Regions from separate parts of the Homo sapiens genome. Here region 2 is linked to region 1. Evidence: read pairs that join two places in POLR2A ChIA-PET (ENCODE). Cell type or tissue: A673. All regions are shown on one strand. Each heading gives the region's core, and the rest is flanking DNA. Links, peaks and the distances in the headings are about the cores only. Region 1 overlaps TOB2 (transducer of ERBB2, 2). Region 2 holds the start of CSDC2 (cold shock domain containing C2).

Evidence for each region. Peaks named below come from ENCODE experiments on the same cell type or tissue, not always from the same donor. Only the 100,000 strongest peaks of a DNase experiment are listed, where the experiment ranks them.
Region 2: POLR2A ChIA-PET joins it to region 1 with 19 read pairs; 10 of 35 experiments call an interaction of 5 or more read pairs at or near these places.

The regions. Positions count from the first base shown.
Region 1 is chr22:41,422,804-41,433,607 of GRCh38, reverse strand. TOB2 (transducer of ERBB2, 2) reads left to right here. Exons shown (of 2, transcript NM_016272.4): 2 at 1-114. Among named protein-coding and RNA genes, the nearest start is that of TOB2, 19 kb to the left of the region's middle. In A673, for the core only: no CTCF peak of the experiment used is centred there; no DNase peak of the experiment used is centred there; H3K27ac peaks cover 395 bases.
Region 2 is chr22:41,552,892-41,563,695 of GRCh38, reverse strand. CSDC2 (cold shock domain containing C2) reads right to left here and starts at 2,686. Exons shown (of 4, transcript NM_014460.4): 1 at 2,513-2,686. LOC105373044 (a long non-coding RNA gene) reads left to right here and starts at 2,813. Exons shown (of 2, transcript NR_134631.1): 1 at 2,813-2,976. RefSeq lists a silencer at 6,824-7,071 and an enhancer at 7,602-8,101. In A673, for the core only: no CTCF peak of the experiment used is centred there; DNase peaks (open chromatin) are centred at 1,585 and 6,185; H3K4me3 peaks cover 272 bases; H3K27ac peaks cover 2,042 bases.

The sequences.
Region 1 (10,804 bases), core at 830-8,829:
TTGGTGTGTTTAGAGATTTTAGTTTAAAAACAAAACAAAAAGATTGATCAAATCTGTACAGTTTCTATTGTTCCAGATTTTTTTAAGTTTGTATTAAAAGCATGATACATAATAGCCTTCTGCCTGCTCCTGGCTTGCTTGGTTTCTGGGGTCCCTTTTGGGATGGAGAGAATGGGAGTGGCCCAGCCCTTACAGACTCCAAGAAACGATTGGTCCTCCTTACAGTGACAGCCTCGGATGGACATAACTGTCCTGGTGCCCCTTCTTGACCACCTATCCATCCCATCAACACAGGATACATCATTGTGCTTGCTACCGCAGATGCTTTTCTACACTGGAAACAGGTTCCACAAAGTTAGAAACCGCTCCAGTTCCCTTAGCCAGTTGGTGGTGGCAGCAGAGCCTGGAGAACGGGGTACTTCATGGCTCTTTAGGAATTGTCTATTCCTGGGGGGAGGAGAGCGGGGACAGCCTCCAGCCTACTCTAGATCTAGTACTTGATCCTTAGTACTAGATCCTTAGATGTGGGCAAGGATGAGAACAGCTTGCCTAAGCCAGGTTCCATCCAAAAGCCCGGTGCTTGGATTCTCAACCCTTTTCTTGGGCTGGACAATTTCGGAGCTGCCTTAAGAGTGAGACAGCCCAGCCCAGAGAAAGCCACCCTTCTGCCAGTGGCCGATTTCCTTAGGAGCTCTGCTATCTCCCAGTGGCCCGGGCCATATTTTCCCCTTCCCAGGGCCTGTGCCTATCAATGCTGCCCATCTAGGAGAGAAACCTCCCACCTTGGCCTCCCTCTCAAAGTGCTGGGATTATGGACGTGAGCCACCATTCCTCATCCTGTTGAATTTTCACAGGGATTGTTCATCCTCACAGGGATTGTCTCCATTTTGCAGTTAAGAAATAGGCTGGGTGCAGTGGTTCACATCTGTAATCCCAGCACTTTGGGAGGCCGAGGCAGACGGATCACTCGAGGTCAGGAGTTTGAGAACAGCCTGGCCAACATGATGAAACCCCGTCTCTACTAAAAAAAAAAAAAAAACAAAACAAAAAACACAAAAATTATCTGGGTGTGGTGGCGAGCGCCTATAATACCAGCTACTTGGGAGGCTGAGGCACTAGAATCTCTTGAACCCGGGAGGCGGAGGTTGCAGTGAGCTGAGATCGCGCCATTGCACGCCACTTGCTCTGGGTGACAGAGCAAGACTCCGTCTCAAAGAAACAAACAAAAAAGAAATAGGCTCCAACTTAGATTACCCTAGACTCATAAAACTAGTAAATGGTAAAGATTCTGACTCGTGTCTGATTTTTTCATTTATTGATCCAAGTGATACTGGGCAGCGTCAGTTCTTGTCCACTGGAGAATAAATCAGACAGTGTCTGCCTTCCCAGAGTTGACATCTCACATGCATTTGATACAATTATAACTGCTATAGAAGAGTGATACAGGTTAAGGGTGGCAGGGGATGACCTTGCCACCTCTACTGCCACCACTGGGCTGGGGTAGGGGGCAAACAGTTCTGGGGCATCAGTGGGGTAAGGGGCCTCCTCAGGCCCCTCATTCCCCAAACAGGCAACGCTGAGCACTCCCCAACCAAGTTTGCGAACTGGAAGGCCCCAGGGCAAACATCCAACTTCTGGACAGGTTGCAGGAGGCCTGATGTCCAGCCCCTCCATGGGCCACTTCCCCTCTGCAGGGCCTGTTGAGCGGAGGGAGGCCCCCATCCAGGATAACGAGGCCCTGGCCTGCCAGACACAGGGCCATTTGCAGGGGTTTCACTTTCTTCCGTCCTGCCAGGGAGAAGCCCACCTTGTCCCTGCATCCCTGTGTGTGGGCTGACCACCCAACCTTGGGCACCACAGCAGGGGCAGGATGGCCTTCACCTGCTCATTCCTATTTCATGTAGACAAAGGTCCTGACACGGCAGGTGCCTGCTCCCACTCCCTGTCATGCTGTCAGCGGAGGGTCCTGGGCGAGACCCAGCTCAGAAGCTGAGACTCACCTTCCTGGCCTGGCCCATCCCTCTGAAGGTATAGACACTACAGATTTGAAAAAAAAAAAAAAAATTCTCCATGGCATAGACAGAAATCACTCATTCAGACATTCATGCCTCTATTTATTCAGCAAACGCTCACTGGTTCTGAAGAGGTGGACGGGAGACTTAGAGGGGTAAAGGGATGCTGGGGCCCCAGCCCTGCAGCAGGGGAAGAAAGAATATTTTAGTAGACAGTTCCTCCAAAAAAGGCTAATTTATTCCTTTGACAAACCATCCATGGGCATCCACTCTCTGCCCTGGGAACACAGGTGGGAAAGCAGTTTCAGGACAGGTATGCACGGGCGACCTGAGAGCCAGAGACTGAGGAAGGCTTCCCAGAGGAGGTGAAGACAGAGTACGGGCCGGGTGCGGTAGTTCATGCCTGTAATCCCAACATGCTGGGAGGCCAAGGCAAGAGGATCGCTTGAGCCCAGGAGTCCAACATTAGCCCTAGGCAATAGAAGAAGACCCCATCTCTACAAAAAATTAAAAAATTCGCCGAGTGTGGTGGCGCATACCTGTGTCCCAGCTACTCTGGAGGCTGAGGTAGGAGGATCGCTAAATGAATAAATAAATACATACATAATAAAAAGAGTACCAGTCAGTCAAGAAGAAGCAAAGCAAGGCCCCTCCACTCCCCAGGGAGCCCCATCAGGAGGGCACCCGTCAGGGTCAGGGAAGAGGCTGGACTCTGCTCCCTTAGAAGTGCAGGTTCTACCATCCTGGTTAACACAGTGAAACCCCCTCTCTACTAAAAATACAAAAAATTAGCCAGGCGTGGTGGCAGGCGCCTGTAGTCCCACCTACTCGGGAGGCTGGAGCAGGAGAATGGCCTGAACCCGGGAGGTGGAGTTTGCAGTGAGCCGATATGGCGCCACTGCACTCCACCCTGGGCGACAGAGCGAGACTCCATCTCAAAAAAAGAAAAGAAGTGCAGGTTCTAATTCCAACCCTGCCACTCTCTTGCTAGGTGACCTCGGACAAATCACTCCACCTACCCTGGCACCTCAGTTCCCTCACCTTGAAAATGGAGATTAAAAACAAAACATAAAAGAGAAAAGAAGCCAGGCGTGGTGGCTCATGCCTGCAATCCCAACACTTTGGTAGACTGAGGTGGGTGGATCACCTGAGGTGAGCAATTCGAGACCAGCCTGGCCAATATGGAGAAACCCCATCTCTACTAAAAATACAAAAATTAGCTGGGTGTGGTGGTGCACACCTGTAATCTCAGCTACTTGGGAGGCTGAGGCAGGACAATTGCTTGAACCTGGGAGGTGGAGGTAGCAGTGAGCCGATATCACGCCACTGCACTCCAGCCTGGGTGACAGAGCAAGGGTACATCTCAAAAAAAACCAAACCAAAACAAAACAAAAAAAACAAAGACACAAAAAAATTAGCCAGGCACGGTGCCGCACACCTGTAATCCCAGCTACTTGGAAGGCTGAAGCCAGAAGGCAGAGGCTGCAGCGAGCTGAGCCGAGATCGCGCCACTGCACTCCAGCCTAGGTGGCAAGTGAAATTCCATCTCCAAAAAAAAAAAAAAAAAGGAAAAAAAATAAGAAGACCAAAAAAAGAGGAAGAAAATAGGGATGATAATTGTACCTACTTGTGAAAATTAAAAGAAATGATGGGTGGAAAATACGGAGCACGGTGGCTGGCCTGCAGTAAACAACTTGGTGAACGGCGAGTATCATTTTAATCATCATGGCCATTATTGTCCATCCTTAAATGCCACCAGACAATCCAGGCCAGTATGCTCCTTGCATCAGCATACAGACTGAAACCCAAGCTGCTGGCAGGACCAGGCTGGGGAAGAAAAGAAAACTGTCCTTTGAGCAGAGCCTGGGCTGCCCCAGCCCTGCCCTCTGCCAAGGTGGGAGGCTGCTTGTCTCCTAGCAAGACAGTGTCGCGCGAAGCACACTGAATCCCACTCCTTCTCTCCAGGGGCCTAGCCTTCTGTCTGGGGATGAAACGTGACCCTCAATGTCCGTCCCAAAACCCGGGAATTTCTCCCTGGAGAGGCAGACAGGTGGGTGGTGGGAGGGTGAGTCATGGCAGCAGGAGAACCCCTCATCATTGCCTGACTCAGTGCCCCTAGGCCAAGGGGATGCCATTTTCTGGTCCTCACCACCGCCACCTCCCCATGAGTGAGTCGGGGTAGAGGGGCATGCCTTTCTCCTTTCTCTAGGCCTGGCCAGCTTGCCCAAGTTTTGCCTGGACAGGGCCTATGGTCAGAATGGAACCAGTCAGAGGTCTCCAAGCCTCTAGGCAAATAAGCCAGCTCATGTTCTGATTTTTTTTTTTTTTTTTTTTTTGATGGAGTCTCGCTCTGTCATCCAGGCTGGAGTGCAGTGGCACGATCTCAGCTCACTGCAGCCTCCGCCTCCTGGACTCAAGCAATTCTCCTGCCTCACCCTCTCAAGTAGCTGGGATTACAGGTGTGTGCCACCACACCAGGCTAATTTTTGTACTTTTTTTTTTTTTGAGACGGAGTCTTGCACTGTTGCCCGGGCTGGAGTGCAGTGGCGCGATCTTGGCTCACTGCAACCTCTGCCTCCCGAGTTCAAGTGATTCTCTTGCCTCAGCCTCCCGAGTAGCTGGGATTACAGGTGCGTGCCATCACACCCAACTAATGTTTTGTGTTTTTAGTAGAGACAGGGGTTCACTGTGTTAGCCAAGATGGTCTCGACCTCCTGACGGCGTGATTCACCCGCCTCAGCCTCCCAAAGTGCTGGGGTTACAAGCATGAGCCACCATGCCTGGCCAATTTTTGTACTTTTAGTAGAGACAGAGTTTCGCCATGTTGGCCAGGCTGGTCTCAAACTCCTGACCTCAGGTGATCCGCCCACCTCAGCCTCCCAAAGAGCTGGGATTACAAGTGTGAGATACCGCGCCCGGCCAATTCTCTGAATTTTTAATTTGGGGAATTTCACTATCAGAGAGAAGTAGGTTCTAGGTCCTTGAAGCTGCCAATTCACTGTGTAACTTTGAACCCCTCTTGACATCTGTCCCATTTGTACAACAGGGGACAGTCAGGCTAGGCCCCTGTCCAGCTAGGCCATTCAAGATGGTCCCTGTGCCTGCACCTCTTCTTGCCCCACTGGCTCCTGAGCCCTGTGGAGGGCCCTAGGAGGACCCTGTATGGTGGCACTTTTCCCAAAGATGTGAGGAAATAATGATAGGTTGAGCCCTGGGCAGAACCATATGCCATCAGGTGGGACCCCCCCAACCCAAGACACAAAAACCTAGTCAAACTATTGCCGCGCTGTGGCAGGGCTGGGAAGTCCAGACAGGAGAAGAGTCTTGGCCCAGAGGCCCAGACACCTGGGTTGTTTTTCTAGCTCTGCCCTGATTCACTATATTATTATTATTATTATTATTTTTTGAGACAGGTTCTTCCTTCCTCTGTCACTCAGGCTGGAGTGCAGTGACATGATCATGGCTCACTGCAGTTGTGACCTCCCAGGCTCAAGCAATCCTCCTGCCTCAGTCTCCCGAGTAGCTAGGATTACAGGTTCAAGCCATGACACCCAGTTAATTTTTTACTTTTAATTTTTTGTAGAGTCAGGGTCTTACTATGTTGCCCAGGCTCGTCTCAAATTCCTGGGCTCAAGTGATCCTCATGCCTCCTAAAGTGCTGGGATTACAGGTATAAGCCACCTCACCCAGCCTGATTCACTATACTATTTTTATTTTTATATGAGATGGAGTCTCGCTCTGTCACCCAGGCTAGAGTGCAGTGGTGTGATCTTGGCTCACTGCAACCTCTGCCTCCCAGGTTCAAGCGATTCTCCTGCCTCCGCCTCCCGAGTAGCTGGGATTATAGGTGCATGCCACCATGTCCGGCTAATTTTTATATTTTCAGTAGAGAAGGATTTTCACCATATTGGCCAGGCCAGTCTAGAACTCCTGACCACAAATGATCCGCCTGCCTCAGTCTCCCAAAGTATTGAGATTACAGTCATGAGCCACCGCGCCCGGCCTGATTCATTATATTAAACATTCAATATTCAGCTGAGGCAATGGCTCATGCTTGTAATCCTAGAACTTTGAGAGGCAAAGGCAGAAAGATTGCTTGAGCCCAGGAGTTCGAGACCATCCTGGGGAACATGGTGAGACTCCCATGTCTCTACAAAAAATAAAAAAATTAGCCAGCCATGGTGGCATATGCCTGCAGTCCCAGCTACTCAGGAGGCTGAGGTGGGAGGATCACTTGAGCCCAAGAGGTCAAGGAAGAAGTGAGATGTGGTCATGCCACTGCACTCCAGCCTGGGCAACAGAGTGAAACCCTGTCTCAAAAAAAAAACAAAATTCCACATTCAATATGGGGCCCCCATAAACACTGGACACTGTGCTAGGCATGAGGAAATAAGGGGCAACTGCAGACAAATTCCTTGCTCTCCTGAAGCAATGTTCTATTAACTGAAAACAAACAAATAAATGAGAAAATGGCAGATGGTAAGATAATCACGACCAGTGACAGTGGCTAGTGACCAAGTAGACACTTATATTGGGTGGACAAGACAAGGCAGGTCTTCCCGAGAAGGGGGCTTTCAACCTGTGACCTGAAGCATACGATTCCTTGTCACATGCTTAACAGGGAGAAGAGCAGCAGGACCAGACACTTCCAAGGGCGAGAGGCAGGAACAGGACGGTGGGTTCAGGGAAGAAAAGACCAGCAGCAAGCAAGAGGCAAGTGGAGCAGATGAGGTCAAAGGGGGCTCCAGGCCATAGCATGGGCCCTGCCTGAAGCCTGGATAGGAAGCTGGGATTTTCTCTTCAATACGCAGTAAGTTTCTTGCCCCGTGGTTGCCTTATCTGTAGCTAGGGGCAAAGACAATAAGAGAGCTTTCTCGGCCGGGTGCAGTGGCTCATGCCTGTAATCCCAGCACTTTGGGAGGCTCAGGTGCATGGATCACCTGAGGTCAGGAGTTCAAGACCAGCCTGTCCAACATGATGAAACCTCGTCTCTACTAAAAATACAAAAAATTAGCTGGGTATGGTGGCATGCCCCTGTAGTCTCAGCTACTTGGGAGGCTGAGGCAGAAGAATCACTTGAACCCGGGAGGTGGAGGTTGCAGTGAGCCGAGATCACACCATTGCACTCTAGCCTGGTGACAGAGTGAGACTCCGTCTCAAAAAAAAAAAAAAAAAAAGAGACAGAGAGCTTTCTCTCACATATTCAACTGCAAACCCTCCTGGAGCCCTCCTTTATGCCAGGTCCAGAGCAAGGACCACTGCAGGAGCAGACCCAGGCCTTGCCCTTGGAGGGGACTTCTACTGGTGGAAGAGCTGGGAGAAGACAAACCCAGGTCTCATACTTCAACACCACATCAGATCCACAGCAGGAGGCGGCCGAGGAGCTATATGCACCCAGACGAGGCTCCCACGTGGCCCTGGAAGGCTTTTCAGAGGGTTGACAACCTAGTAGGTGAAGAATTTGAAGGGGAACAGCACTTATGCCAAGTGCTTCAGGGTGAGTTGCAGGGTAACATGACACCTGGATTTGTTACCCCTGGATTTGAGGGGGCCTTAGGGAGTCTGTGGAGAGGGGAAAGAGGAGTGAGACTAAGGGGCACAGGAGTGAAGGGTGAAGCCAAGGGCACAGCAAGTGTAAGTGACTCTTTCAACAAACCACAGAGGTTTCCAGAAGGCAGAAACGTAAAACCCCTCGCAAAGTGCTGAGATTACAGGCTTGAGCCACCGCACCCCGCCTAAAACCACAATGAACATACCTATTAAAACAGCTAAAATGAAAGAGACTGTACACACCAAATGCTGGTGAAGATGTGCAGGAATTAGTAACTTTATATACTGCTGATGAGAATGTAAAATGGTACAACCATTTTGGAAAATAATGTGGAAGGGAAGTTTCTTCTTTTTTTTTTTTCTTCACAGAGTCTCGCTCTGTTGCCCAGGCTGGAGTGTAGTAGCTCGATATCGGCTCACTGCAACCTCTGCCTCTCGGGTTCAAGCAATTCTCCCTGTCTCAGCCTCCCAGGTAGCTGGGATTACAGGCGCCTGCCACCACATCACTTAATTTTTTTGTATTTTTAGTAGAGACGGGGTTTCGCCATGTTGGCTAGGCTAGTCTTGAACTCCTGACCTCAGGGGATCCACCTGCCTCGGCCTCCCAAAATGTTGGGGTTACAGGCGTGAGCCACCGCGCCCGGCCAGAAGGGAAGTTTCTTCTTTTTTTTTTGTTTTTGTTTTCTTTTTGAGATGGAGTCTTGCTCTGTTGCCCAGGTTGGAGTGCAGTGGCGCAATCTCGGCTCACTGCAAGCTCCGCCTCCCGGGTTCACGCCATTCTCCTGCCTCAGTGTCCCGAATAGCTGGGACTACAGGCACCCGCCACCACGCCCAGCTAATTTTTTATATTTTTAGTAGAGATGGGGTTTCACCGTTTAGCCAGGAAAGTCTCGATCTCCTGACCTTGTGATCCGCCCGCCTCGGCCTCACAAAGTGCTCGGATTACAGGCGTGAGCGACTGCGCCTGGCCGGGAAGTTTCTTAAAAAGTTAAACATACAGCCAGACATGGTGGCTCATGCCGGTGATCCCCGTACTTTGGGAGGCCAAGGTGGGAGGATTGTTTGAGCCCAAGGAGTTCAAGACCAGCCTGTGCAACACAGTGAGAAGACCTTGTCTCTACAAAAAATGGTCAAGCGTGGTGGCTTACACCTGTAATCCTACCACTTTGAGAGGCTGAGGTGGGAGGATCACTTAAGCCCAGGAGTTCAAGACCAGCCTGGGCAACATGGCAAGACCCCATCTCTACAAAAACTTAAAAAATTAGTGGGCTGGGCGTGGTGGCTCATGCCTGTAATCCCAGCACTTTGGGAGGCCAAGGCAGGCAGATCACTAGGTCAGGAGTTTGAGACCAGCCTGGCCAAAATGGTGAAACTTCATCTCTACTAAAAATACAAAAATTAGCCAAGCATGGTGGTGTGTGCCTGTAGTCCCAGCTACTTGGGAGGCTGAGGCAGGAGAATCGCTTGAGCCTGGGAGGCAGAGGTTGAAGTGAGCTGAGATTCCCCCATAGCACTACAGCCCAGGCAACATAACAAGACTCTGTCTCAAAAAAAAAAAAAAAAAAATTAGTGAGGTGTTATGGCTGGCACCTGTGGTCCCAGCTACTCAGGAGGCTGAGGTGAGAGGATTGCTTGAGACTGGGATGTTAAGGCTGCAGTGGGCCACTGAACTCCAGCCTGAATGACAGAGTGAGACCTGGGCTCAAAAAGAAGTTATACATTTACCATGTGATACAGCCATTCTATTCCTATCTCCTCACAAGAAAAGGAAATAGGCTGGGCACAGTGTCTCACGACTGTAATCCCAGTACTTTGGGAGGCTGAGGTGTGTGGATCATGAGGTCAAGAGATCGAGACCATCCTGGCCAACACGGTGAAACCCTATCTCCACTAAAAATACAAAAATTAGCTGGGCGTGATGGTACGCACCTGTAGTCCCAGCTACTCGGGAGGCTGAGGCAGGAGAATCACTTGAACCCCGGTGGCGGAGGTTACAGTGAGCCGCTATCGTGCCACTGCACTCCAGCCTGGCGACAGAGTGAGACTCCATCTCAAAAAAAAAAAAAAAATTAGCCGGACGTAGGAGTACACGCCTGGAGTCCCAGCCACTCAGGAGGCTGAGGCAGGAGAATTGCTTGAACCAAGGAGGTGGAGGTTGCAGTGAGCAGAGAACTTGCTACTGTATTACCGCCTGAGCGACAGAGCGAGATGCAAGACTCCGTCTCAAAAAACAAAAAAAGGAAAAAGAAATAAGGCCTAGTGAGGTGGCTCACGCCTATAATCTCAACACTTTGGGAGGCCAAGGTGGGCCAATCACCTGAGGTCAGGAGTTCAAGACCAGCCTGGCCAACATGGTGAAATCCCATCTCTACTAAAAATACAAAAATTAGCCGGGCGTGGTGGCTGGCGCCTGTAATCCCAGCTACTTGGGAGGCTGAGGCAGGAGAATCACTTGAACCCAGGAGGCAGAGATTGCAGTGAGCCGAGATAGCACCACTGCACTCTAGCCTGAGCAATGAGAGCGAGACTCCGTCTCAAAAAAAAAAAAAAAGGGGGAAGGAAATAAACGTTATGTCCTTATAAAGACTTGCATGCAAGGCCAAGTGCATGCAAGTCTTTGTGAGGTGCAGTGGCTCATGCCTATAATCCCAAGTATTTGGCAGGCCAAGGTGGGAGGATCACTTGGGTCCAGGAGTTTGAGACCAGCCTGGGCAACATAGCAAGATCCTATCTCTACAGAATTTTCTTTTTTTTTGAGATGTAATTTTGCTCTGTCGCCCAGGCTGGAGTGCAATGGTGCCATCTTGGCTTACTGCAATCTCTGTCGCCCAGGTTCAAGTGATTCTCTTGCCTCAGCCTCCCAAATAGCTGAGATTACAGGCACACACCACCAAGCCCAGCTAAACCACAAAAACCTTTTTAAAAATTAAGCCAGGTATGGTGCCTACCTGTAGTCCCAGATACTTCAGAGGCTGAGCGGGGAGGATCACCTGAGCCCAGAAGATCGAGGGTGCAGTGAACCATGATCGTACCGCTGCACTCCACCCTGGGGAATCGAGTGAGTCCCTGTCTCAAAGAAAAATAAAATACTTATATGCAAATGTTCATACCAGCGTTATTTGTTATGGCCCCAAACTGGAAACACCCAAATGTCCTTCAATGGGTGAATGGTTGAACCAATGGTGGCACATTTATACTATGGACTACTATTCGTGATGAAAATAAATGAACTACTGACACAC
Region 2 (10,804 bases), core at 1,398-9,397, 130 kb before region 1:
TCTGGAGATGTCTGGGGAGGTGAAGACCAGCCATTCCTTGAGGGTGGCGCCCACCCTCCCCTGGAGAAGGAGGAGTCGGGTGTGGAATTCCTGGGGAGCCAGGACTGGGGCTTTTATTTCTGGCTTTGCGCTGACTCAGACCATGACCTTGGGTGAGTCACTCACCAACTCTGCTAAGCTTAAAAACAACTCCCCCAATAAAAATGTCCCAGCCCCAAGCCCCCATCACAGGGGAGCAGATGGGAGGAATGGGTACGGTGGTTTAAAAATAGAAAGGACGGGGAACACAAGGATGACGCTGGAAGGGCTTCCCGAACATCGGGAGCTTGTGCATGGTGGGCCCTGGGAGAGTGAGAAAACAAACTCAGGACCCCCGGGCAGGAGCTGACACTTCCCTGGCTCCTCCCCCTCCCCCAGCCTCCCAGATGCTCCTTAAAATACATCAGTGCCTGAACTGCTCTTGCAGCCTGAGGTGACCTGATTAAACCTGGTCCTTCCCCCACACAGCCTGTGTGCCTGCGTCTGTGCATGAGGGCTGCCCCAGCCAATACTTGAGCTTAATTATTTAAGAGACCCTGTAGTCCTCCTTGTCACATGCCCAGGCTGCCCTGGGGAACTGCTGTGGTTAAGGCCTTTGGGCTTCTGTGGCTTGGGTGGTGGTGGGGAAACCAGGACGGCACTGGGAGAGCCAAATACGCACCCCAGTCCCACCTGTGCTTGGCTGTGCGACCCTAGGCAAGTCACTTTCCCATTTTGAGACCCCCTAGAGAGAGGAATAGACTGGTCAAAGTCATACATACATACAGCATCTGAACTTGAACTCCAATCAGTGTGACCCCACAGCTTTCTGGTGTGCCATGCCAGCCCCCCAGCCCAGGAGTGTCATTTTGCTGGCTGTGGGGCAGAAGAGCTCCCTACTACTTTTAGCCTCCCATTTTGCTGCTCAGCATGGACAAAGGTCTGAACTGCCCCAAGCCCCATTCCTACAAGGCTCTGGGTCCTGGCTGCCCCAGTTGTGACCGTGGACATGACTGGCTCAGCCAGGTCCTGAGCGCCCTCTACCCCCTAGGGGGCTCTACTCCAGACTGGCTGGCAGGTGTCCCCTCCCCACCAGCCATCTGAGAGTGTCCCCAAGTCCCCCTCAGGGAATCCCCCTGCGCATCCGTGAACATTGCCTAGCCATGTCTCTCCAAGCCTGGGAGAGCCATCTGTGGCCAAAACTGTCCTCTGGCCTTTCCCAGGACACGGGCAGGCAGTTCCTGTCTATACCTGTCTTTTTTTTTTTTTTTGAAGGGGGTGAGGATGGGTCAAGATGGGCAGACACAGAAAACAGACATTTTTGGAGAAGACTTCAAGGAAATGGGGGGCGGCAGGGCAAAGCTGGGAGGAGGAAACATTCAGAATTTGGAGGGTCCAGAGGACTCTGGGATGGAGTCAGGTTTGGGAAACCAGTTCCCCATCCCCCAGAAAGCTGGAGACCCCCTTTCCCAGGGAGAGGCCCCTGCCGGATCACAGCCAGGCAGCATGATGCCAGGCTCTCAGAGAGGTTGCCCACCCCCCACTGGGCATACTTCCTCCTCTCCTACCCCAGCCCCAGTGGATGCAGCAGTTCACACTCTGTATTTATTATTGTTCTCGCTCTGTGTCCCCCTCCCCTCTCCCTGGGAAGAGCCTGCAGGCTGGCAGCTTGGCAGGAACCTGCTGTCTCCTTGTGGGTGCCAGCGTCGCCCCTTATCTCCGCCTGGACTCCTTGTGCCAGGGTCAGGCCATTCATGGGCTTGGCACCAGCCAAGGCCACCCTAAGTCCCTGTATCCCAAGATAGAGGCCTGGCAGGCCCTGACTTATCACCCCTGCCCTCCGGGGGCTGTGCCCTGGCAAGGGTGGAGGTCAGAGCAGACCAGCAGGCAGGCAAGAAGCAAGGGCTCGGGGTGGGGTGGTACCTGGGGGAAGAGAATAACCACACGGAGCCACCTCTCTAAGCCAACTAACACAATTATCCCCATCACACTGGGGAAAAAATAGAGTCAGGATAAGACAGCTGCTCCAGGTCCAACTGTCTGCCTTTCCCAGCCGGTCCCTTCCCAGCCCAACATTCCAGGGGAAGGACCAGCAAGGGTCCCTGCTGCACTCTGCTTTCAGCAACTGGAAGCGGCACTGGGGTTTCTCTGGTCAAGGCGGTCCTCTCTCCCGCTGCTTCCCAGACAGGAGGCTGCGGCTTGGCAGGTATCTGCTGCTCTCTGCCTCCTGAGCCAGACGCAGGTCCCAGACACAGACACAGACACAGACACAGACATGCTCCCACGGGAGCCACACGGCCTCACCTCATTTGGGGGTCACGGGGAGAGAATGAGGGAGGGAGAGACAGGTGGTATCCTCTATACCCCCAACACCCTATCTGTAAGCTGAACTGGGCTGATCCAGCCCCCACCTTCACGTTGTACCTCTCTCCTTCGGCCTGGCCAAAGCCACAGTTTCTGGCACAGTGTCCTCAGGCCCCATCTAGCCCCTCACCTCTCCTGGGCAGCTGGGGTCCAGGCACTGCCTCCTGCGGCGTCCGCGCTCTGTCTCTCTCTGGCTCGTGGAGCTGGCAGGCAGGGGATGGGTCTGGAAGATGTGTGTGTGTGTGTGTGTGTGTGTGTGTGTGTGTGTCTGTGTGTGCTCGCGCGGGCGGTACCTCAGCCCCTCACTCACTCACACGCCTTCCAGCTGACGTCAGGGAGAGCAGGAGGGAGGGATGAGAATTTGTACTCCCTGCTTAAAGGGACACCAGGCTCTGTGGCTCATGGCCCAGACATCACCTCCTGAGTCAGGCACTGCCAGGTGAGAGGCTCAGCTGCGTCTCTCGGGGGCCTTAAAGCTTCTTTTTTTGGAAAGTGGCTTTTATGGTCGGGCCACGGTATAATTTGCCCTGCCCAGTGAGGGCAGCTGCTGAGGAATGCAGGGGAGGAAGAACCTGAGACAGCGCCACGTTCCTGGTAATTAGAGAGCAAGTGGGGTGGTGAGTTTGAGTGTGAGTGTGTGAGTGCACACTGGGGGGCCCCTCGGGGTGGGTGGGCATGAGTGGGGGTGAGTCTGGGAGAATGGAGGTCAGAGCCAAGAGGAGCCCCCCAGAGGGGTCGAGACAAGCCAGGTTCCCAGGGACACCCAGACACTCGTCTCCCCTCCGGACGCTCAGTGGTCCTGCCCTCTGCTAGTACAGACACTGACACGGCTCATCTCTGTCTACCCCTTGTAATATTTCCATGGAATTGAATTGACGAGGACCCCAAGGAAGTGATCGGCTTGAAGGTGCACAGGTGAACACCCCACAGCCTGGGAGGCTCTGAGTAGAGAAGTAGAGAGGGCTGATTGAATTCAGGCACCCAGCCTGTTCTACACCACACGCCCTGGCTTCGAAGTGCTCCGCACTGTCAAGCTGTGTGACCTTGGGCCAGCCCCTGAGGGCCTTTGGAGGTTGAGTGTGTGATGTTCCTAAACCCAGGGCCAGCTGGAGGAGGCCTCCACAAAGGTGCTTCTCTTCGTTCTTCCCATTCCTTCTCAGCCTCAGCTTGGAAAGAAGGAAGCCTTTCCCTGGTGTCTCCTGGTACTACTGAGGCAGGCTGGCATTTTCAAAAGGAGTCTTTTTAAAATAAAAAGGAGGTGGGAGTTAAAAGGGAAACCGCAGAGAAAAATACAAGTAACTAATACAAATAGCTAAGACGCCACAAGAGCTTGCTCTGTTTCAGGCAGCAAGCTTTGCCCTCATTGAAACCTCACAACAATTTAATAATTTATTTTTATCATCCCTACTTTACCGGTGAGGAATTAGAGGCTCAGGGAGGAGGAAGGACTTGACTTGCCTATATTCTTCCAACTGGCTAGAGAGGTACTGGAACCCAGGAGCACCCAGTGTCACCACACGCCCCTGCCCTTCCAGAACCTCTCAGGACAATCAGGCTCAGACAGTCTGGGTTTCTGGTTCTGCAGGAGAGACTGTTGAGAAATGCTGCCTGTGGTTACCTGGGGATGTTCTGAATTATTATTATTTTTTTTAGAGAGTATTGCTGTGTCGCCCAGGCTGGAGGGCAGTGGCTTGATCTCAGCTCGCTGCAACCTCCGCTTCCCGGGTTCAAGCGATTCTCCTGCCTCAGCCTCCTGAGTAGCTGGGACTACAGACACACACCACCACACCCAGCTAATTTTTTTGTATTTTTAGTAGAGACAGGGTTTCACTATGTTGGCCAGAATGGTCTCGATCTCCCGACCTCGTGATCCACCCACCTCAGCCTCCCAAAGTGCTGGGATTACAGACGTGAGCCACCGCGCCCAGCCAGGGTTCTGATTTTATTTCACAGCCCCACCTGAGAACTCTACCCAGAGGAGCCTCCCTTCCCCTTTAAATTCTCCTCTCTCTTTCCTCCTTTTTATTTATTTATTTTTTCTTTTTTGAAACAGGGTCTTGCTTTGTTACCCAGGCTAGAATGCAGTGGCTCAATCACAGTTCACTGCAGCTTCCAACTCCTGGGCTCAAATGATCCTCCCGCCTCAGCCTCATGAGTAGCTGGGACTACAGGGGTGCACCACCATGCCTGGCTAAGTTTTCAAAAAATTTTTATAGAGATGGGGTCTCATTATGTTGCCCAGGCTAGTCTCAAACTCCTGGCCTCAAGCGATCCTCCTACCTTGGCCTCCCAAAGTGCTGGGATAACATCGTCTCTTCTTTCTTCTTTGCCTTCCTCTCCTCCAGCAATAATATCTTTCTTTTTTTTTTTTTTTTTTGAGACGGAGTCTCACTCTGTCGCCCAGGCTGGAGTGCAGTGGTGTGATCTCAGCTTACTGCAACCTCTGCCTCCCGGGTTCAAGCAATTCCCGTGCCTCAGCCTGCTGAGTAGCTGAGACTACAGGCATGTGCCACCACATCTGGCTAATTTTTGTATTTTTAGTAGAGATGAGGTTTCGCCATGTTGGCCAGGCTGGTCTTGTACTCCTGACCTCAGGTGATCCACCTGCCTCGGCCTCTCAAAGTGCTGGAATTACAGGCATGAGCCACTGCGCCTAGCCCCTTGCCTGCTTCTTCTGACAGCTCTATCGGGTTCGGTGGGATGAGGAAACAGCTCAGAGAGCTCGTGGGGCTCCACTGAGTCACGCGGCTCCGAAGTGGAGGAGTGCTGGAGCAGAGGCCCCAAGCCTGATCTCTGGACCTATGTTTTTTTTTTCTTTTTTTTCTTTTTTTTAGACGGAGTCTTGCTCTGTTGCCCAGGCTGGAGTGTAGTGGTGCGATCTTGGCTCACTGCAACCTCCACACCCCTGGTTCAAGCAATTCCCCTGCTTCAGCCTCCTGAATAGCTGGGATTACAGGAGGACGCCACCACGTCCGGCTACTTTTTTTGTATTTTTAGTAGAGACAGGGTTTCACCATGTTGGCCAGACTGATCTCGAACTCCTGACCTCAGGCAATCCGCCCACCTTGGCCTCCCACAGTGCTGGGATTACAGGCATGAGCCACTGCGCCCGGTGGACCTATGTTTTTCAAACACACCAACCTGCCCTCCCAGCAGAAGCGCTGGAGCCATGGTGGACGCTGGCAGTTTTCCCTGGCCACCCTTACTATCCTGTTTGCTGGGAACTGCCTTGATGTTGTCACCTGGGGAATCACCTCTCCCCTCTCTTGGTCTGTAGGACCTCTGGCCCAGGCTTGGCCAACCAGAACTGGCATCAGGACTTGAGCTGGAATGTGGATGCCCAGGCTGGCCCTTCTCCCGGGGGCCCCCATGTTGTTTGAGTGATGGGTTATAAGCTGATTGGCCAGCAGAGGGGGAGTGGCTGGGCGGACATTTCTGCACTCCAGGTGACCTCGGGACCCAGCTTGTCAGGACCTAGAGAGAAGACATCGAGAGGGAAGAAGCTCGGGAGGTTGGAAGGCCCTTGGCTGTATATGAGCTTGGGGTGGCGGAGGAACAGAAAGGAGGCAGTGTCAGGGTACAGGGTGAGGGAAGGGAATGCGGAACATGAGGCAGGGTCCCGGAGGCCAGCTCTCAGGAGGCTGAGGCCCGGCTGCTGTGGCCAAGGCCCTGACCCCTCCCTTCACGTCCAGTCTCCTTTCTCTTGGCCCCTCCCATGGGCTGTTGAACATGTGCCCAGAGCTGCCAGGCAGCCAGAGAGCAGTGAATGAAGGAGGCTGGGCCGAGCATTGAAGCAGTGTTATGATTATTCCTGAGCCGGCGATGAGAGGGCACAGCTGTTCATTCAGGAAGAGAGCAGCCGCAGCCCCACCCACCCACCCACCAGCAGCTGAGTAACAAAGAAATCGTCTGGCTGAAACCAGGGGCTCCGGCGTGGAGGCTATTTTTGTGAAAAGCTGAGAATTCAAAAGCTCATCTCCTCGAAAGCCTCCCTTGCCTTGGAGAAGCCGAAGAGGTGGGTTAGAGCCAAATAGCCCCTGCGACTACTGATTCCACCTGAATTACAATTCTCACTCCTGTTATCGACGGTCAGCCCACCTGTGGTGGCCAGGCCTGGACCTATGTGGCATTGAATCCACATCCCTTTGAGATACATACACCTCTAAGGTGTTGGTGCCGTGTGACAAGATGATGAGGATGCTCAGGCACAGAGCATCACAGCTGGTGATGGAGCTGGTATTAAAACACAGAGGTTCAGCCAGGCGCGGTGGCTCATGCCTGTAATCTCAGCACTTTGAGAGGCTGAGGCGGGAGGATCACGAGGTCAAGAGATCGAGACCATCCTGGACAACATGGTGAAACCCTGTCTCTATTAAAAGTACAAAACTAGCTGGGCATTGTGACAAGTGCCTATAGTCTTAGCTATTCGGGAGGCTGAGGCAGGAGAATCGCTTGAACCCGGGAGGCGGAGGTTGCAGCGAGCCAAGATCGCGGCACTGCACTCTTAGCCTGGCGACAGAGCAAGAGTCCGTTTCAAACACACACACACACACACACACACAGAGATTCTGGCTTCATTACATTCCTATTCTTCCTGCCATGCCACACTGTCTTTGAAATGTCTTTTCAATCCCCTAGATGCCCATCTCCCCTACAGTGGGACTCACCTCCAACCTGGACTCAGTAAATCAGAGTGGTCCTTCCTTCCTCTCTCCTTGTCTCCCACTTGTCTCCTCCAATCCGACTACCACCCTTCTGCCAGGGAAGATCTTTTCCTGCAGATCTGACCACATCATTTGTGCATTCATTCATACGTTCAGCAAATATTTATTGCCTGCCTACCATGTACCAGATGGCCAAGGCTCCAGGAAGACAGCGGCAGACAACGCAGGTGAGCTCCTTGAGTTCATGGAGCTCGCATCTCATCTACAAATGATACAGATGATACAAAATCCACAGACAAATGTAGAATCACAAGTTACAAAAATAAAAAATAAGGGGGTTGGGTGTGGTGGCTCACACCTGTAATCCCAGCACTTTGGAAGGCCGAGGTGGGTGGATCACAAGGTCAAGAGATCAAGACCATCCTGGCGAACATGGTGAAACCTCGTCTCTACTAAAAGTACAAAAATTAGCTGGGTGTGGTGGCGTGTCCCTGTAGTATCAGCTACTCGGGAAGCTGAGGCAGGAGAATCGCTTGAACCCGGGAGGCAGAGGTTGCGGTGAGCCAAGATCACCCCACTGTACTCCCGCCTGGCAACAGAGCGAGACTCCCTCTCAAAAAAAAAAAAAAAAAAGGCAGGGAAGGGAACACCCAGAGGGGAGAAACAACTCTGCACATTCAAGCAACTTACGATTGCAGATGTGGCTGGAACAGCATGTAGGAGAAGGGCAGCAGCCACATCGTATGGGATTTGGGGGACCTGATGAGAGGTCTGCTCCTCATCTGAAATGAGAGGGGAAAGAATGACATGCTTCTGCCAACAAACAGCATAGCTGGCAACCTGGCAGAGCCTCTTTGTGGCCAGCAGGCTTCAGAGCTTGGCACCCTTGTCTGGGGTAGCAATCACTGCAGGCAGAAGAATGGGGGAGGTGAGGGGGTTCCCCCAGCTGAGGTCCCTGGGCCGTGGGGCAGGGTCTCCTTCTGCAGCTGCTGCTCAGACTCCTTCCAGAATTCCTCCCAGGTCCGTGGGAGTAGCTCTCTGTGATGGGTAGCGGGCTCTGGCCCAGTCAACCTCCCCCGCACCCTGCCCTGAGATCCTGAGGCTGGGGTAGCAGTCTGTCTCCTGGCTGCTCCAGGGCTGGTCTGGGCTGTGAGCCAAGTCTCCCTCAGCCATCCATCCATTCACACACACTCCTGGGCCCTCTGGGCCATAGGCCTCCAGCCTTCTCAATGCTGAGGGTTCCCCTTCGTCCTCACCTTCTGAACAAAGCTATAGCTGGTGCCCTGGTGAGGGCAGTGGTCTCTAGTTATGCCCCATCATGTTATCCATGTGACCCTCTCAATGGCACCACCTGGAATGATCTCCCTACGTGTCTATTTCCATTTCCTGTCAGTCCCCCCAGAGCACAGGACCCTATAGGAGGGCCTCTGAGGCCCTCACCAAATACCTGGTGACTCTCTGCATTTCACTTTTGGCCCAAGCCAAACCAGGGAGCAGCATCCTGGGTGACATCTGGATGTCTAGTGGTTTTTATTTTTATTTTTATTTTTTGAGATGGAGTTGCTGCGACACCCAGGCTGGAGTACAACGGTGCAATCCCAGCTCACTGCAACCTCCACCTCCTGGGTTCAAGCGATTCTCCTGCCTCAGCCTCCTGAGCAGCTGGGATTACAGGCACCTGCCACCACACCTGGCTAATTTTTGTATTTTTAGCAGAGATGGAGTTTCACCATATTGGCCAGCCTGGTTTGAACTCCTGACCTCAAGTCATTTGCCAGCCTCGGCCTCCCAAAGTGCTGGGATTACAGGTGTGAGCCACCGCACCTGGCCCAGGATGTCTAGTGTTTAGGCCTTTTCTAGAATCTCCTTTCCCAGTGGCACTTCTGCCTGTGCCTTGGCCTCCATGCAGGGACTTTTGTTGTTGTTGTTGTTGTTGTTTTGAGATGGAGTCTCGCTCTGTCACCCAGGCTGGAGTAGTGCAGTGGCGCAATATCGGTTCACTACAAGCTCCGCCTCCCGGGTTCAGGCAATTCTCCTGTCTCAGCCTCCCGAGTAGCTGGGACTACAGGCGCCCACCACCATGCCCGGCTAATTTTTTGTATTTTTTAGTAGAGACGGGGTTTCACCGTGTTAGCCAGGATGGTCTCGATCTCCTGACCTTGTGATCCGCCCACCTCGGCCTCCCAAAGCGCTGGGATTATAGGTGTGTGAGAGAGGTTTTAAAAGTACCCAAATAAATAAGGCCAGGCACGGTGGCTCACGCCTGTAATCCCAGCACTTTGGGAGGCTGAGGCGAGTGGATCACCCGAGGTCAGGAGTTCAAGACCAGGCTGGCCAACATGGCAAAACCCTGTCTCTACTAAAAATACAAAAATTAGCCAGGAGTGGTGGCACGTGCCTGTAATCCCAGCTACTCAGGAGGCTGAGGCAGGAGAATGGCGTGAATCCAGGAGGCGGAGCTTGCAGTAAGCAGAGATCGTGCCACTGCACTCCAGCCTTGGTGACAGAGCGAGACTCCATCTCAAAAAGAAAAAAAAAAAGTTGGACATGGTGACAAGTGCCTATAGTTCCATCTACTGGAGAGGTTGAGACAGGAGGATTCCTTGAGCCCAGGAATTCACTGCACTCTGCTGGGCAACAGAGCAAGACCTGTCGAAAAAAGAAAAAAAAGCCTAACAAACAAAAATAGCTTAATAAATAAATAATGTCATGTTGGAAGACTAGGAATGCTAGCCTAGGCAATGCCAGGGAAAATTAAACAGGGAAGTGTGGGGATGGTGGTGAGTGGTTAAACCAGGGGGTCAAGGCTGGGCTTGGTAGCTCACACCTGTAATCCTGGCACTTTGGGAGGCTGAGGCAAGAGGATCGCTTGAGCTCAGGAGTTTAAGACCAGCCTGGGCAACATAATGAGACTTTGTCTCTACAAAATAAATAAACAAAAATAAAACAGGGGGCCAGGGCAAGCCTCACCAAGGTGACGTTACAGCAAGGAGCTGGAGGAGGTGACTGGAAGGGTGTTCAGCGAGAGGAAACGGCACAGGTGGAGGACCTGAGTGGGGGTGGGTCTGGGGTGTCTGAAAAACAGCCGCCAGGCGGAGGAGTGGGGCATGAGGTTGGAGGAGTCCTGGGGCAGGGGGACCCCAAGGGCTGTGAAGGCCATCCTGAGGCCTGGGCTTTTTCCTCTAGGGAGATGGGGTGTTGCACAGTCTGCAGGGGAAGAGAGAAAATTCCTGACTGACACTGAAACAGCAATTCTCTGGCTTCTGTGTTGCCTGTAGGCGGCAGGGCGTGAGGACAGGAACCTGGAAACCTGTACTGGGGCTGCTGCGATGGCCCGGGGAGGATTGAGGGTGGCTGGGACCCAAAAATGGCAGTGGAGTTGATGGAGAAAGGTTGGATTCTGGATGCATTTTGGAGACAGCAACAACAGGATTTGCTCAGGGATTCACAAAGAGTGTGAGAGACAAAGAGTGGAGAATGATTCTGAAGCCTGGACCTGAGCAACGAAGAGTGGAGAAGTCATTTTCTAAGACAGGGAAGAGGCTGGGCGCAGTGGGTCACGCCTATAATCCCAACACTTTGGGAGGCTGAGGCAGGAGGATTGCTTGAGCTCAGTTCAAGACCAGCTTGGGCAACACGGCAAGACCTCATCTCTAAAAAAAATACAAAAATGAGGCTGGGCGCAGTGGCTGATGCCTGTAATCCCTGCACTCTGGGGGGCCAAGGCGGGCGGATCACCTGAGGTCAGGGATTCGAGA